Regions from separate parts of the Homo sapiens genome. Here region 1 is linked to region 2. Evidence: chromatin contacts called from ENCODE Hi-C or POLR2A ChIA-PET data. All regions are on one chromosome and are shown on one strand. Each heading gives the region's core, a stretch centred on a gene start or an enhancer-like site at or near the end of the contact. The rest is flanking DNA. Distances are from core to core; before and after follow the strand shown. Region 1 has its middle 52 kb from the start of ZNF469. Region 2 holds the start of BANP (BTG3 associated nuclear protein).

Region 1 (5,951 bases), core at 469-2,968, 380 kb before region 2:
GCACACAGACACACATGCAGACACACAAACACATACACATGTAGACACACACAGACACACACAGATGCACAAAAACACACACACAGACACACAAACACACACACACACACTGCAACTGCCCCCACGTCCCCCCCACCCCCTGCCACGCAGCCGTCACTCTCCCTTGCTCAAGTGTGTGAAGTGCTCCGGTTCTTGGTGTGTTTTTATTCTCCTCGGGATCTTTACTACCAGCCCCACCTCGCGGGCCCGCATCCGTGGGAAGAATGAAAATGCCTTCCCTGGGCAGGCAGCCCCGGCCACACATGCAAAGACTTCCGTGCTCCTGCCTTCATGCCCCACCTTTGCATCTTTGCTGGAAGGAAATGTCTCCAAGTTGTAACTGTCGCTCAGTCACCCGTGGGCCCCTCTTCCATGACTCAGCAAGTCCGAGCCTTCTCCACCCATGGGCCCCTCTTCCGTGACTCAGCAAGTCCGAGCCTTCTCCACCCATGGGCCCCTCTTCCGTGACTCAGCAAGTCCGAGCCTTCTCCACCCATGGGCCCCTCTTCCGTGACTCAGCAAGTCCGAGCCTTCTCCACCCATGGGCCCCTCTTCCGTGACTCAGCAAGTCCGAGCCTTCTCCACCCATGGGCCCCTCTTCCGTGACTCAGCAAGTCCGAGCCTTCTCCACCCATGGGCCCCTCTTCCGTGACTCAGCAAGTCCGGAGCCTTCTCTCCCCTGGCCGTACCCACCGGCTTGGAGACCACACCTGGTTTCCCTCTGGGTGGGTGGAGGCTCTCAGGAAGCATCAAGCAGGGGACTCACGGATGGACGGTGGATGTGGGGACACTCGCTTTGCCCACAGAGGCCACAGCATGGGCAGTGGGCACATGATCCCAGCAGGCCTCCTCCCTCTAAGGTTTACCGCCAAATCACCAATGAGCAGCAGCACAAGGACCCACGGGGTGTGTCCTGGTGCCAGAGTGCACCTCTGGGTGCCACAGAGGCTGGGCAGGGACGTGGCTCCTGGGGACACAGCTCGGTGGCTCTGACAGGGGGGTGGGAAGGTCATGGGCTGGAAAGCAGCATGACTGGGTCTCCAGTGCCCAGACTCAAGGGGCAACCCGGGGCCTTGGTCTTCTCGTCTGTGAAACGGTGAGGAGGCTGGCTGCAGAGGCTGCTTGTGTGGAGTCTTGTGGGAAGGGTTTGCAGGCTGTGAGAGCCGGCCTGAGCAGTGGTGCTGGGGGCCCTCACCCTGTTCCCAGCAGCCCCCCCTCCCCCATCCTGCCCATCTCAACCCACGGGTTCTGGAGTCCCTTAGGGGAGGACTTGCTTTGTTGATTTTCATGGTGCCTTCCCTCTCCCTGCCTCACATGGCCTATGCCAGGTGGCTGCCTGCCAGAGGTGCACACAGAAAGGTTTATTCTTCTGGAATGGCCCAAACCTGCAAGTCAGATTCAGAGCCAAATTAGAACCCAGCATCCAGTGATGCTGCAAGGACCTTGCTCAAGGCCAGGGCCAGCGGCAAGGCTGTGCCCAAGCGTGGCGGTGCTCAGCACTGCCAGGAGAGCCGGCACAGAGGGGGCAGGGCACGCGGTGACGGCACATCATGGGTTCCCACGGGTGCTTCCAGGCCTCAGGCACCCGCGCCAGCTCCCCACACAGACGGTGTCATCCTCCTGCAATAAGCCACAGCATTCTTGGACGCTGTGCCGAAACCCGACCCGCTTAATACCTAATGGGGTAGTGCACTTGGAATGCTGATTTCCTATGAGTCATTTTCCATCCTCTGTCAAAAAATGCAACTTTGTTTATTTCTGAAAGATTCCTTCGGTGGCTTTACTGATGTCAACTAAACACCAAGGAGGGGGTGGAGAGAGACTCCCTGTCCCATCATGCCTGTCCTCAGGGCTGTGAGGAAAGCTATCTGCCAAAGGGGACTCGGGGGCTGCCAAGGGCCATGCGGAGACAGAGGGTCAAACCCAGCTCTGCTCTTGGCACAGTGGCCTTGGGCAAGTCACTGCCATGCCAGGCCTTCATATTCCTGTGAATGAGGAGGGGGCTACTCCTAAAGCCTGCATCCTGAGCTTCCAGGACTCATGGGTGTCTCCAGAAAAGGAAAAATGAATAATGATGACAACAATGGTGATGGTGGTGATGATGGTGATGATAGTGATGGTGGTGATGAGAATGATGATGGTGGTGATGATGATGGCGGTGGTAACAATAGTGATGATGATGATGGTGGTGATGATAGTGGTGATGGTGATGGTGACGATGGTGATGATGATGGTGGTGATGATGGTGATAATAGTGATGGTGGTGATGAAGATGATGATGGTGGTGATGATGATGGCGGTGGTAACAATAGTGATGATGATGATGGTGGTGATGATAGTGGTGATGGTGGTGGTGGTGGTGGTGGTGATGGTGATGACGATGGTGGTGATGGTGATGATAGTGATGGTAGTGATGAGGATGATGGTGGTGGTGATAACAATAGTGATGATGATGGTGATGATGGTGGTAGTGATGATGGTGGTGATTATGATGGTTATGATGGTGGTGTTGGTGGTGGTGATGGTGATGACGATGGTAGTGATGGTGATGGTGATATGATGATGATGATGGTGATGATGGTGGTGAGGAGGATGATGGTGGTGATGGTCATGGTAACAATGATGATAATGATGGTGATGGTGGTGATGGTGATGATGATGACTATGAAGGTGATGGTGATGGTGACGATGGTGATGGTGGTGATGGTGGTGGTGGTGACGGTTGTGATGGTGGTGGTGATGGTGACGACGGTGGTGATGGTAATGATGGTGATGATGGTAATAGTGATGGTGATGGTGATGGTGACGATGGTGATGGTGGTGGCGATGGTGACAATGGTGATAGTGGTGATGGTGGTGGTGGTCGTGATGGTTGTGATGGTGATGATGGTGATGATGGTGGTAATAGTGATGGCGATGGTGATGGTGACGATGGTGGTGATGGTGATGGTGGTGGCGATGGTGATGACTATGACAATGATGATGCAGCTGCTCAGTGTTTAGTGAGCACTTGCTGCATGCCAGGTGCTTTTGCAGACATGTTCTCAGTCTGCACAAACCATTTGCTGCACAGGGAATGTGTCTCCATTTTTGTGGATGAGGCTCATAGGACTGAAGGGGCAAGCCCAAGGTCACAGAGTGGCAAACAGGTAGCATGCGGCAGTGGCTGGCCTGTCACTCAGTGTGCAGCCTCAGCAGGAGAGATCATGGGAGGGCCAGGAGAGAAAACTTCTCCTTTCCCTGGGGGCAGAAGTCTCTCACCTCCTGTGCTGACTGAGGCAGGGGTGTGGGCCATGCCTCTGCCTCTACACGTGGCAAGCCAGACACAAGCTTCTTTCTTAGTCCCTCTGTCCATGAAGCGGAGGCCACAGTCTGGGCCAGTGAGAACCAAAGACATGCCAGGAAAACCACAACACGTCATTGTTTTGTGACTGTTGCTCACGCATGAGAACCACTGGGAATATGCGTGCTAAGGACGGTGTGGAGAAGCAAACCCACTCCGCTCTCAGGGTAGGAGCCTGAATGGGCATGACTTTTCAGAAGGCGTGGCTATGGCACCAATGCCCCACACATCATCACGGCAACGTGGAGTCCACTTCCAGGACCGTATCCGACAGTACACACAGCAGAAATGCTAGGAAGGGCCTTCGCATGTGCACACACATGCAGGACACCCACACAACACTCACAGGACGCCCACAGGATGCCACAGGTCCCGTGTGCAAGTGCATTCACAGGAAACAGCCACAGCATAAGTGCCCATTGCCTAGGGGTGATGACAGCATCATTGCATGTCCCTAAATGAGAAACGCTCTAACCGAAAGTCAGAAGGCCAAGTCCAACGCTGACCTCCCTCTGCCTCTGAGGCTTTGCCTATGCCTGGCATTTCATGTGGATGGCATCAGGCTGGATGTGGCCTTTTGTGACTGGCTGCTTCCACTCTGCCTGTACCCAGGCACCCTGTGCCCAGAGTGCATCAGACTACGTTCCTTTGGGTGCCTGGATGATGCCACGCCTGTGGGCGCCCGTGGTGCTTGTCCGTCCCTCACCGGATGGCCTGAGGGCTGAGGCCATCTCTGCTCTGGTGGGTGAGGCCTTGTGAAGGCGTCTGCATCCCAGGAAAGGTTTCAGCTTGTTCTCACCTTGGGGTTGCTGCCCCCAACCCCATGTTTTCAGCACAAATGTTGTTAAGAACTTTTCCCTTGACCCCCGTCCCCTTTCCCCTGGAACAGCTGAAAGACTAATGTTTTCAATGAGGACCAATTCCCTGTCAGTGTGACCAACTTCCCAGTCTCTTGGGGACCGAAGCGCTCCCAGGATTTGGGGCCTTCAGGGGCAGAAGTGGCTGGCAGAGGTGCTAGCCCTCGCCTCTGAGAAGGGAGCCCCTCTGGGGAATCTGGGGAGCTCCCACCTGTGTTTCATCCTCACCCTTCTGACTCAGGCCCTCAGAGGGCCAGCGGGAGGCAGCCCCCAGCCCCTGCTTGGCTGTGGTATGAGGTGAGACCCCTGGAGGGGGCTTCCGCTAGGCAGCGATGTGCGGTTGGTGGGAGGAATTAAATCACGTCTCACACACCCTCCCTTATCGGCTAGCTGTGTCCACATCTGGATCAATACTAACCCAGGCCTTTCCTTCCAACGGGGCTTCTCCGTGTTCTCAGAAGATGAAGAAGCAGCAAACACACTGGCTGGGCTCCCTCCCTGGAGCCCCTTCACCACCTGCCCAGTCACGGACAGCAGCGGCCGTGTTACTCCCCAGCTCATGAACCTTCTGTGGCTCCCTGTTGTTGACAGTGAGGGTCGACACACAGACCCCGGATACCACTGCCAGAGCTCCCGGTCAGCACATCATGGGTCGGATACAGGAACTTGCACTTTTATAAAAACTGCAGGAAATATGGAGGCAGGTGGTCTCTGGGTTTTCTTTGAAGGACTCCGGCTGCGGGTGAACGTCGGGACCCCGTGGAGAACATTTAGGGCCCTGACCCTTCTTGCTGATTCGGTTTGACTCTGCTCCCTCCTCGGCCTCCTCCGCTTCCTCCTCGGCCTCCTCTGCTGTGGCCAAACTGCGTCTCCCCCACCCGCCTGCCCCAGCTGTTTTCTCTGGACACCTGGAATCCTCTCTGGTTCCTGTGTGGTGCTCACTGTGTGGGAAGCAGCCCTCCCTAGACTGGGCGCCTCTGTTGCTCACACCGCACCCTCTCCCATTGCACTCAGCTGTGTGTGCACATCCCAGCCCCCCGGCTGGAACGCTTGAGGGTTGTATCTGATTTCTTCTGGTTTTCCTTGTCTGGTGCATTTTGGGAGCCAGGGATGGAGGAGATCAGTGCGTTGGAGAAGAACCCGGGCCCTGGACCCCACAAAGATCCATGTCAGGCCAGGTGCATCGGATCAGCTTCCCCACAGAGCACACACTGATGGTGTCTTGCACTGGGGCCGTGGCGTTTCAGGTCCAGCAGCAGAGCTTCGACGGTAGCCATGCGGCCAGGCCCCGGCTGAGAACTGCCATGGCGTTTTCCTGGGGAACCTCCCTGGAGGTTGTGAAGAAGGCACTGCTATCATTCCCATCACACAGGTAAGGAAGTGCAGGCTGGGAGCCGTCATATGGTTCAGCCAAGGTCACACAGTCAGCAGCAGAGTGAGAATTTTGTTCCTCTACAGGCATTTTAAATACACCTTTAAGGCAGAATACAGTACACGTGCAGAAAGCACCAAGACTGAAGTGTCCGGCCTGGCCCATGACATAGCGTGCGTCTGCCTGCACAGCAGCCCCGGGCGAGAAGCACAGACTCGGCAGCTCCTCCTTCCCTGGGACCTGCGGATTCCTCGACCTCATCCCAGCTTTAGGACCGTGGCTCCCATGGCGTGTGCCCTTCTGTGTCTGTGGGAGTCGCCGTGTGTGCCGGGAGCTGCTG
Region 2 (5,740 bases), core at 1,826-4,325:
ACTCTTTCAAAAGCACCCCACAGACCCGGGGCTCTCCGCCAGCTTCCTCCTGCCTCAGACAACAGTAAACATCAGTATGGAGGACTTGCCATAAAGAGGAAGAAGCCAACACTTTTTTTAAGTGACATTAGTGGAAACAAGAAATCAGAACAAAGGAGAGCTGGGAAGAATCCTTATTAGTTTCCTTAGAGTCATGGAGATGAGGCACTTGTGTAACAATAAGCTACTATGAAAAAGAAACAAGACAAATACATGCTTGGACATTAAAAATTTGATTGTGAACACATATTAAAGCCCTCTCCCAGAATGAGAATAAACGAGACACAGAAGGAAGGATAAAGACGCAACTCCAGGGCTCCACCTAGAACGTCCATCACAAACAGGAACTCCTAAGACAGAAGAGCAGAGCTGGAGAGGAAGAACTTCTCAGACAGAACAAGGGAACTTCCCAGAGCTGAAGGACAAAGCACCAGAGTCAGAGTCCCCGGCGTAGGAATCCACACACCTCAGCACACACAAGGGTAAAACATCATTAACACCAAAGAGAAGATCCAAGAGCGTTCAGGGAGGGAGAGGGGTCTCCACAAGGAGGAAGAGCACTTGCCAGAGGTTCCTGTGGAAACGAACAGAGCCAAGATGAAAACATTCCTGAACATACCCAGCTACAGAAGAAAGGAAAATATCAGGCTGGCTCGTGTGCAAGCTAACCCATCCAGATGAGAAGGACAGGGGCTGAAGGAGAAAGGGGACCTGACACTATCCTTGAGAATTTAAAACAATGTAAGGAGTCGATGGGAACAGAAAGTGCCAAGAGAAAAGCCATGACTAACAGAAAAATCCACGCTGTACAGGAAGGGAAACACTCAATTTGTCCGTGAAGAGAACAGTATTTGCATAGGCCTAACACAGACAGTCCAGGGGATAGAAGAGTTGGGATATGACAGAAGGGCTCCATCACCCCATCGTAATAGAAAGACAAGGCTGTGTAATACAAAATATCAGCTTAGAGCTAGGTGCAGTCACTCACACCTGTATTAGCGGCTACTAAGGAGGCTGAGGATCACTTGAGCTCAGGAGTTCGAGTACGGCCTGGGCAACATCAGGGGATCCTATCTCAAGAAAAAAATAAAAAGGATCAGCTTACTCAGAGCTGTGGAGAATGACCTAAAGAAACCACTCAAGATGTAAACCTCTTTGAAGAACGGGGCTGAGAGGTGGGGCAGGGGACCATTGCTTTTCATTGTAAGTCTTTCATTGACGTTCCTATTGTATACATTATATTGATTAAAATACTAAATATATGGGCTTTTTTTTTTAAGAACATAGGCTTCAGACAGACTGAATTCGAACCCTGGCTCTGTAAATCTGAGCAAGTCCCTTAGTGTCTGCGGGCCTAGTCACCTCATCTATAAAGTGGACGCAGCCTCTGCCTCCTGGGTCATGATGAAGCACCCGAGATGTTGAGCTGCCCCCACGCAGCGTGGAATCACAAATGGAAGCTCTTTTTTAAAAAGATTAAAGCCCCAGGCTGGACAACAAGGCGAAACCCCCTCTCTACGAAAAATACAAAAATTAGCCGGGGTGGTGGCGTCTGTGGTCCGAGCTACTCAGGAGGCTGCGGTGGGAGGATCACTTGAGCCAGGGAGGCCGAGGCTGCAGTGAGCCAAGATCACGATACTGCATTCCAGTCTCGGGGACCGAGTGAAACCCTATCTCCAAAAAAATAAAAATATTAACGCCAATGATGACAGAATCCAACATCGCAAGAATATATTCTTATTTTAATCGCCAGACACGGGAAGTGGACCCACATACAGAATTTTACCGCGTTTTGGTGTTTTCTTCTAGCACTGGATATCTGCGAGCTGCGTGTTAAATGACCAGATCCAGTTTTTATTTGACGTTTCCTGAGCTTACTCAGAACCACTCACTACTCCAAGTTATTTTTCTGTCCCCTAAGAACTTCCAGCTAAAAGTGAACCCTACAACTGCCTCCTCTTATCAATTATTTACTGTAGTGCGAGTTCCAGCATCGCCATCAGGCCCTGGAGTACATTCCTGGGCAGAACAGGCAACTCCAAACAGGGCAATTACCTGTTCCACATCAACAACTGTGTGACCCGGGCCCTCCCCGGTCAGGGTGCAAGCTCGCTACCCTTCAAAGCCCACACTCGCTCCACTTGCTCACAGTTCTTCAGGGATGATGTATTTCTCCAATAGCAAGACAACCCCTACCATCTCATCAGTGAAAAACATCAGTCCTCTATCAAGGCAATCTCTCCAATTTGCTCACACAGTGTGGATGGAATGTCATCTACTTTCTGCATCCTAGGGGGGAAAAAGAAAACGGCCACCTTCCTTAAGGACTAGATCACAGAAATCGCACAAACGTGCTGGGGAGGGGGCACCCCGAGGTCCTCGTTCATCGGGGCCCCTCGGGGGACGGGCTGGGGTCGTCGCCGAGGTCTGCGGTCCCCGAGAGCGCCCCTTGCGTGTGCAAGTCCTGGGCTATGGGGCTCCGGTCCACAGCCACGGAGGAGGCACAAAAACGATGCCTGTCGCTCCCGCCTGGCTGGCAGGAGCGACCCCCTTGGGAGACTTCGGGCCCCAGAGGAGCCCGGGCGCGGTTCTAGGCCTTTCCAGTCTCCCCGCCGTGGCTCCGGGTCCTTCCCGCGGGGCGAGGCCCGGGACAGAGGTCGGGAGCGCGAGGCCCCCGGGCCGGGCTGCGGCAGCCGCGGCTCAACGGACGCCGGGCGCGGTGGGGCCGGGGGTGCGGAAGCGAGGAAGCGGGAGCCCCTCTTCCGGGGCGCGGCCGGGGACGGGGAGCGGGGCCCGGGGGGCGATCGCCCGGCCCGGGCGGTTGGCGGCGGCGGGGCTGCGGCGCGGGCGGCCCGGCGGGCGGGAGGAGGAGGGAGGAGGGAGATCTCGCTCTCGCTCTCGCCCCGCGGGAAGGGGGAGGCGGAGGCGCGACCGGCTGCGGGAGCTGCAATTACCGTGTGGGCTGCGGAATTCTCGTGGTGTTTGTCGGGGAGATGCGATAATGGCGTCCGTCCTCGCGAGAGAAGCCGCCGCTCTGCGCAGGCGCCGCGAGCCCCTCCCCGCGACGCTCGGCCCCCGCCCTCCGCGCAGGCTCACTGGGCGCGCGGGCCCGGGGGCGGGGCACCCCTGTGGCAGTGAGGCCAGCTGCGCGCGCTTTTCCCGCTCGGCCTCCTGGTGAGCATGCGCAGGCGGCCTTCTTCCGCGACGGTACCGGCTTCCCAGGGCTTTTTTCCCCCCGTTTTTCGCCCACGCCCATGGCCTGCGTGAGAACAATCACCTCAGTGGACGGTCTGAGGAATTTGCATCTTCTTTGAGACGGAATGAATACGCATTAGCTCCCTCAACTACTACACCTCCCAGGGTGCCCTGCGCAAGCTGGGAGCCATGCATTCGGGGACTCGTAGTCCCTGCGTCTGGGCCATGCCTGCCGGGACTTGTAGTCTCTCCGGACTCCGGTGGCCCGTCCTGTCCCCGCACCAAGGGTTGCTGGGACTTGTAGTTACGATGTCTCAGGTGGGCTGTGCGCCCCCAGCGGGTCCTACCTGCTGCTGCGGCGGGTCCTGCCCTGAGGTTCCGGAGCGCTTGGTGGCGTTTTCCCTGACATAAGTGGTCAGGGGTCCCCAGTGTCTATCCAGAGGGGCCTGAGTGCACGCGCGCGGGACTTAGCACACGCGGCAGTGATTATGGTCTTAGATAAGTCCTATAGGTAACACATAATATAAATAAGTGATGGCGGCCGGGCACGGTGGATCACGCCTGTAATCTCAGCCCTGTGGGAGGCCAAGGCGGGCGGAACACCTGAGGTAAAGGGTTCGCGACCAGCCTGGCCAACATGGCGAAACCCTGTCTCTACTAAAAATACAAAATTATGCCGGGCGTGGTGGCGGGCGCCTTGTAATCCCAACTACTCGGGAGGCTGAGGCAGGAGAATCGCTTGAGCCCGCGAGTCAGAGGTTGCAGTGAGCCGAGATCGCGCCACTGCACTCCAGCCTGGCGACAGAGCGAGACTCTGTCTCAAAAAAAAAAAAAGTGATGACGTGAATGTGCACACGTAGAATAAATGTGCAAATGTGCGTTTGTGGGTAATCACAGGAAAAAATTCCCAAACCATAGCGCAGTTCCCAGAAATGTCATTCCTGGTTATCTCCCTCTGCTAATCTAGGATTACCTTGCCTTTCATTTTCTTCTTTATACTCGCCTCTGTTTCCTCAATTATTTGCAATGAGCAAGAATGCCTTTGAGCTCCCAAACACAGGGCGAGGCAGCTATTTTCACTGGGAAAAAGAAAATGCTGGCCGGGCGCGGCGGCTCACGCCTGTAATCCCAGCACTTTGGGAGGCCGAGGCGGGTGGATCACGAGGTCAGGAGATCGAGACCATCCTGGCTAACACGGTGAAACCCCGTCTCTACTAAAAATACAAAAAATTAGCCCGGCGCGGTGGCAGGCGCCTGTAGTCCCAGCTACTCGGGAGGCTGAGGCGGGAGAATGGCGTGAACCCGGGAGGCGGAGCTTGCAGTGAGCCGAGATGGCGCCACTGGACTCCAGCCTGGGCAGCAGAACGAGACTCCGTCTCAAGAAAAAAAAAAAAAAAAAGAAAGAAAGAAAAACAAAATGCTTTACCTTGAATTTCCTGCCCAACTCCCTTTTGCCAATAATAAAAACAGGATTCAGCGCAGTCATGGGCTATGCGACCTTGGGCAACCTTACCGAGTTAAAGTCTCCTCCAGAATTAGGCTTGGAGGTTCCACTGAGGCTGGTGGCTGGGTTACTTCGTGGCAAAAGTGCCTTACAAACACTCCAAGGAGGAGCCTTGGCAAAATGGCAGCGCTGGGACAGGTGTTGATCTGAAGATGGGACTTGTCCTTTTTCAACATGAAGATCAGCTCCAAAGAGATTAGAAAAATTGTCCAGCGAGGCCACAGGGCTGGAGAGAGGCACAAGCTGAGTTTGCAGTCCAGAGCGCCTTGCTTAGAGTGTGGAGTCCACTCACATGGAGGGAAAGGGTGCGTGCGATAGCTGACACAGAATATTCCCTCCGGCAGTGGGGACAAAACATGTTCTAGGGACGCACGCCTTTTGTCTCCACCTCCACCTCAATCACGGCTGCATTCAAATATTAATACTTGCCCATGTAAGAATTCTTAGCATCCACGCCGGAATATCTGGCTTGAAAACACAAACCTAGGGTGATGTCGTTCCTGTTGTTTCAAAACATTCCCAAGTCCGTGTCTGGAGCTGCACTTCCCCTATCCCCAGGCCTTGTGCAATGCTGGGCTCGGCGTCATGAACAGGTGTGAGTGGACAAGAGGAGGAACTTGTGGGCAAAGGTGAATCCATCTGTGACCATCCAACAAGCTACAGTGAGGTTTGTTGAAGGCCACTGCTGACTAGGCATTATCAGAAATTAAGCCAATCAAAACTATGATTGTGCTGCAGTTAGTGATTGTTTTGTTTTGTTTTGTTTTGTTTTGTTTTGTTTTGTTTTGTTTTGTTTGCATCAGGGTCTTGCTCTGCCATCCAGGCTGGAGTGCGATGGTACAATCAGAGCTCACTGCAGCCTCTACCTCTCGGGCTTAAGTGATCTTCTCGCTTGAGCCTCCAGAGTAGCTGGGACTGCAGGCATGCACCACCACCATTGCCTGATTTTTTTTTATTTTTTGTAGAGTCAGAGGTCTCAATATGTTGTCCAAGCTGGTCTTG

The links. A loop is a pair of places that touch in the nucleus more often than their neighbours do. ChIA-PET counts read pairs that join two places held with the same protein, here RNA polymerase II (POLR2A). Pooled maps may share reads with other maps.
Region 1: a map of endothelial cell of umbilical vein shows a loop between it and region 2 (10-fold over the local background). The contact joins the enhancer-like site here to the promoter of BANP in region 2. A Hi-C loop is called at or near these places in 2 of 168 maps with a recorded cell type or tissue (PC-9 and endothelial cell of umbilical vein) and 2 of 50 pooled maps. POLR2A ChIA-PET finds 5 or more read pairs at or near these places in 1 of 52 experiments (PC-9).

The regions. Positions count from the first base shown.
Region 1 is chr16:88,328,023-88,333,973 of GRCh38, reverse strand. It overlaps a transcript of ZNF469 not described here. Among named protein-coding and RNA genes, the nearest start is that of ZNF469, 52 kb to the left of the region's middle. RefSeq lists enhancers at 617-911, 156-1,355. Within about 2 kb of position 1,718, at least 12 of the 41 ENCODE cell types and tissues checked have a DNase peak (open chromatin) inside an H3K27ac peak, as active enhancers do; they include PC-9 and endothelial cell of umbilical vein, where a contact is called at or near this core.
Region 2 is chr16:87,948,769-87,954,508 of GRCh38, reverse strand. It overlaps BANP (BTG3 associated nuclear protein), which reads right to left and starts at 3,075. Exons shown (of 14, transcript NM_001386991.1): 1 at 2,994-3,075. RefSeq lists silencers at 2,580-2,679, 2,700-2,759, 2,790-2,909, 2,920-3,219 and enhancers at 2,508-3,150, 3,410-3,719.